Linked DNA regions of Mus musculus: region 2 is linked to region 1. A link is a contact called in ENCODE Hi-C or POLR2A ChIA-PET data. All regions are on one chromosome and are shown on one strand. The core of a region is the stretch at or near the end of the contact, and the rest is flanking DNA. Distances in the headings are between cores, read along the strand shown. Region 1 holds the start of Zfp879 (zinc finger protein 879). Region 2 holds the start of Zfp454 (zinc finger protein 454).

What was found. Hi-C counts contacts between places; a loop is a spot of excess contacts on that map. ChIA-PET counts read pairs that join two places held with the same protein, here RNA polymerase II (POLR2A).
Region 2: a map of heart shows a loop between it and region 1 (8-fold over the local background). The contact joins the promoter of Zfp454 here to the promoter of Zfp879 in region 1. A Hi-C loop is called at or near these places in 6 of 37 maps with a recorded cell type or tissue (gastrocnemius, heart and left cerebral cortex). POLR2A ChIA-PET finds 5 or more read pairs at or near these places in 3 of 5 experiments (Patski and embryonic stem cell).

Annotation. Positions count from the first base shown.
Region 1 is chr11:50,840,280-50,842,979 of GRCm38, forward strand. Zfp879 (zinc finger protein 879) reads right to left here and starts at 1,273. Exons shown (of 5, transcript NM_173387.3): 1 at 1,091-1,273; 2 at 247-311. The coding sequence starts at 279.
Region 2 is chr11:50,886,064-50,888,763 of GRCm38, forward strand. It overlaps Zfp454 (zinc finger protein 454), which reads right to left and starts at 1,438. Exons shown (of 6, transcript NM_172794.3): 1 at 1,303-1,438; 2 at 306-435. The coding sequence starts at 338.

The sequences.
Region 1 (2,700 bases), core at 23-2,522:
TACAATCAGTCATAAGACCTCAAGTAGGTTAACATATTGGGAGGGAGGGGTTAAGCTTTCCACTAGTCAAAAGGTATAAGTGGAAAAAGATATTTTAAAAAGCTGTACTGACAGCCTTTGGCCTGATTCCATCTCCTCTGCCTGTATAAGGAAGCCCAGAGAAGCTCAAGAAAGAATAAAATAAATCCCGCCCCCGTCCCGCTGCAGCCCAAAGGCAGCTCAAAAACAGAAGTGGCCTTTACTCACCTGAACCTGGGCTGGCAGCAACCTCGTGGTCATTTTCTCCCTCTGTAGCTCCTCCTGAGAAGACCCTTGAGGCAGAGAAAGAAACTCTGAGGTCTACTCATCCTGGCTGCCCTCCAGCCCTCACTGGGCCACACCAGGCTAGAAAACACCTGCTGGGTAGCTGCACAACCCAACCTCCCCAAGCGACAGGGAACCCAAGCGACAGGGAACCTGGGCAGGAGTACCAAGTATAAGCACACTGTCAACGGGCCTATGACCTTTTCACTTGAGGTTATGAATAAAGATGAACTGAACTAAACAGTCGCAGCTATCAAATTCATTATTAACAAGGTAAAGGGCACCGTTGTGTGCAACTCCCGGAGGTAAGGAAAAAGCACAAATATTCCACATATCTGCACTTGGACATTGCAAGTGAAAGACACACCTGCAGAATGCATGCCCTTTGCAGACTCCACCAACTAGAAGTTAGTCCACTCTTCCTCATGGGCCTTCGCCTCTGGTCCAAAGTATTACCAAAGTCACTTAAATTAACAAGAACAGACACACACACACCCAAGCTAGAACTAGCAGCACTAGCCAGAACTCAATTTACATTTTAGAGAAAAAGGGGGTGGAGGACAGCTCCTGTAGAGGGAATGATATTAACACGTTCTGGGCTCCGTGCCCAGCATCGTTCTGCTCCTTTCCAACAGTAAAACCTTAGAGCAAAGGCACAAGTGGAAAAAATGGACTGTGGAATTCAGTTAAGATACTGTCCAGCACCGAAGACTGACAGAAACTAAGTTTCACCTCCAGGATTGAAAGCCTACAGGCGATCTGCTCAAGGCCGACTTGACTAGCTAACCTGAAGCCGGAGGCTTCTTTGACCGCTGTTCGGGCAGCAGAACCTGGAGTCAGGGCCCGAGGCCCTCACCAGCAGCTGAGGCCTCTGCGTGCTTCCGCCAGGCTCTCAGCCCTGGCCCGCAGGTTCCCGGCCGTTCCAGCTCTGCCAGAAAACCCAGAAAGCTCAATGCCCAGAGCGGGTAAGACTAGGCTCAACTGCGCGTGCGCGCGAGCCACCTGGTTTCCACTGTGGACTACATTTCCCAGAAGGCACTGTGACACTCCTACCCACCCTGTATGGTGCAGAGTGGGACACAGGCGCCTAAAGACTGAGAATCAACTTTTCAGTTGCCACCAGCTTTCAGGTTTCTGTGCAGGCTTCATTCATAATTACAATGGTAATACTACTAAAGAGGAAAAAGTGAGTGTGCATTAAAATGTTGAAGAATAAGGCTCTGACTGCTTAGTTTCAGATAGCGAAAGGACTGTCCTCTTTCATTTTTTAATAGAAAATTATGCTTTTTCTAGGCTACAAAAGATACATAACATACACAATTTTTCATTGCTGGCTCATACTTTGTATTAAGCAAAAAACTGCCATATTAGTCATTACTGTCATGGACAACTCAGATTTTCAGGGGAAGCAAACAGGTAGAAATAATTTATTCATTACTTAAGTTGGAAATGTCTGTTTTTTACAAAAATTTTTTCCTGTCTTTGTCCACTGTAAAAGTTCTGAAGAATGATTATTCGGTCTCAACAAGATACAAATTATGTTCTCTAGGTAGCAATTAACACAAGGAACGCCTTGAGGTATGGGAGGGGTGAGGAAGCTCACAAGATAGACCCTGGTGCCTGGAAGGAAGACAGCCAACTAAAGGTCATATCACAGTGTCCCGGGAACCAACTTGAAGGGCTTCTGCTGTACAAATGTGGGAGAATTTCATCGTCAGAAGGCTCTGCAAAGGTCTGAAAGTCACCGAACTCTGTAAGATTCTATCCTGCTTCTATTCCTGTCAAAATATACCAGAAGGAATGGAACTACCCCCTCCAAAAAATAAATAAACAAACAAACCACCAAACCACGCACAGACAAAGCATTCAATACACATGCTAAAACATACCACTTTAGTTTAAGGACTATAGTGATTCCACACTAGGTAAGGTGCTTTCTGTAGGCTTTTAGTTAATAGTTTTGTCAAGCTAAAGAAGATCTCCAGATGGCTAAACTTTTAAATCATGAATGAAGTAGATATTACCAAATTGCTTTTTCAGCATCCATTTAGATAATCATGTTTTTTGCCTTTAATCTGTTAATGTAGTGAATTACAGAAATACATTTCCTAAATCATTACATCCCCCAAATCGTTAATCTGCTAAAGTACATCTCTGGCTCAAACAAGACTGGTTGTGACAGGTTTGTCTCTGTCAGTTTGTGACTGTTGGGCTGGCTCTTCCTACCCCTCTGCTTCTTGGTTTGGCCTGAACATTAATTTTATTTTATTTTTTTAATTTTACCTACAATCAATTTCACAATGTGTGTTGTCATTTTCTCCTATTGTGTGATATTTTGTGAACAGAGAAATTCCTTTGCAACATAACTGAGTATCATGGGTTAGTTTTTTCTTCAGT
Region 2 (2,700 bases), core at 188-2,687, 46 kb after region 1:
AAACAGTTCAAATTTCTTCTTTAGATCCTATGTCAGTTCCTGCCTTTACCATTTTGGACCACCATCTTACTGGCTAACAGAAGTAGAAAGGTTTTCATTTTATACTAACCTAGAATCCTGCCCAGATGTGCCACTTTCATGCCTTACAGAAAGCTCTAAAGCTCACTAGGAGGAGATGTGTGGTGGGAGGGAGCAGCTGGGGTCTTTGGGGGTGGCTGGAAAGGAAGCTTCTGGTTAGAGCAATGAATGAAGTCAAGGACACAACTGGGGATACAGGGGGACAACACTGGACAGTGATGACTCACCTGGACCAGGGCCGGGAGCTGGCTGACAGCCATTCCTTTTCTCTGGTGAGCTGAGGAGCATTGAGTAGGAAGGAGGCAGGGGAGGAGCTTTACAATTGCTGGGGTTCTCTGGCTAGAAGCATCTGCACTCCTGTAATGAGAGGGCCGGGTCAAAGGTCACAGGGATGCGCCTCACCATTCACATCCTGGCTCACTTTGTTCTTTTGCTCCCAGTGCATACTCCCTCTGAAGGTAGCTGTCCTCACCCAATCTGTAAAGTGACTTCTCCCCATGCCAGCTCTCCTTCGCATCTTTCCTTTAGTCAGATCCTGCATGCCTTCCCGTTTGTGTGGCTTTGGCTTTCCCCTGCAGAAAGCTTGCCCGGCCCAGTCCTCAAACTCTACCCATTCTCTGTCCCTTCCCCTGCAGCTATGCTTTGGCGTCTTAAGACAGCCTTTCCTCCTGGGACAGCTCTATCCCAACTAGAGGGAAGGAGGAGGCAAAGAGGTGACTTTTTCCTGAAAGGGAAGGGGAGTTAAACCGGCCAGATCTCTCTCTCTCTCTCTCTCTCTCTCTCTCTCTCTCTCTCTCTCTCTCTCTCTGTGTGTGTGTGTGTGGGGGGGGGGCTGTTTCGTGTTTCGGATGGGACAGTGTAGGGAGCGGGTTTCCGGGAGAAGAAATCATTCACATAAGTCACCCTCCACAGTTTCGTCAAGTGCAGGGGCTGCAGTGAAGGTGTCCCTTTCTCAAGTTCCTCAGAGAGAACTTGGAGCCACGCCGGGAATATAACCAGCAGCTGTATGCAACTGTATTTGTGAGTTTGCAGCAAGATGAGCTAGAGGTCCTGACCAACCCTTCTCAACGTGCAATCAGGTTCGGATCCCTTAGCTCGACTACAAAACAGTTCTGCTGGTCCCTTCCATGTGTGGAATCAAATCTCAGTACATGCGCTTCAAAGTTAAGGACGTGGGATCCACGCCTTTCAAAACGGACCACAACCCACCCTTAGTCTACGTACCCTCTGTTCTCAACTCCCAGACCTGACCTTCAGTCTCTGGACACTGCAGATCACCGTGGGGCTTCCCTTAGAAGCTTGTCCACTGCAGAGCATAGCCTCGACAGAGTAGTCAGGACACAATGAGCTGGAGCCTGCTGCTTGACGCGGAGCCGCGCCTGCGCGTTTGTCCAGGAGCCGGGAAGCCTAATTCCCACAAATCTCTCTGCTGCAGCGCTTAGATTTTTGGACTCCTTTTCTCAGAGGGAGACCAGGAGCAAAAAGCGATAAAGCGCGCCTGCGCCTAGTCACTTTGTGGCCGAAACTACAATTCCCAGAAGGCTCTGCGGTGCACTAGCCTATCGCTGGGCAGACAAGTGGTCTAGTCTTGTGGAGACCAGCAGTGAAAAAAGGTCCAGGATGCTGTTATCAAGGTTACTAGACTCTAGGATCTGCAAGCAAAGCCAGAGAACATCCAGGAACGTCGTAATAGCGCCTAACGACAGAGAAAGGTCTTGAAAGACAGTCAGTACCAAGCTCTCAAAAATGCTACAGCCTCTGTTGGAGCTGGACTGGAGAGGCATGATAGACCTTGAGTGCAGTGAGGGTTTGGGTAGCAGGATTACCGGAGGGGGGTGCGGGGGGGGGGAAGGACGATGGCCCTGGAAGTCTCTGCAGAGTAAACAAGTGTCTCTGGGAGCACGGGATAGTATATAGAGAAGCTTGGATTTACTTCTGGTGACTGTATTTTGCTGGGGCCTGTGAGTATCGAGTAATGTACCAGAATCTTTCCCTGAAGATGTCTAGTTGCCTTTGGATATGTAGTAAGTATTCATGGAGGAACTTTCTTATTGGGAGAAAAGTGAAACAAATTCAATTAAAAAAATATGATTTGAGATTGACACTTCTGGGATTGCTGGCCACCCTTTAGGATACAATGTCAGTGGCTCTGTCCTGGGCTTTAAAGATGTCATTCTCTCACTTAGGGCACACACATATAGGTTAAGGCATAGAGCAGAGAGTGTTGAAACAGAGTGACTCCTGCACTGCAGTTTTTGTGTGACTAGGGAAGGTGGTCCATCAAACAGAAAATATTCATTAGGAGTGAATGAAAGGACAGGAATGCTGAGTTAGGGGTTTCAGAGTGAGAAGGGGCAGGGTGTTTGGGAGATTTTACTGTCCCAGGAAGAGCTCCCCACAAAGAATTTGGCTTAGGATATTTGATGCTTAGCAAGACCAGCATGTTCACCAGGAACAAGGAAAGAAAAAAGGGCTCAAGATGACATTGTGTGTGACTCTGAGGTTCTGACCCCATGGTAAAAATGTGGATTTATTTTGTGTGTGAAAGGAAAGCAATGGAAGTTCCAAGTGGACAGATGAACTTATCTGTGCAGACTATGGTCAGTTCTGGGCAGGACAGAT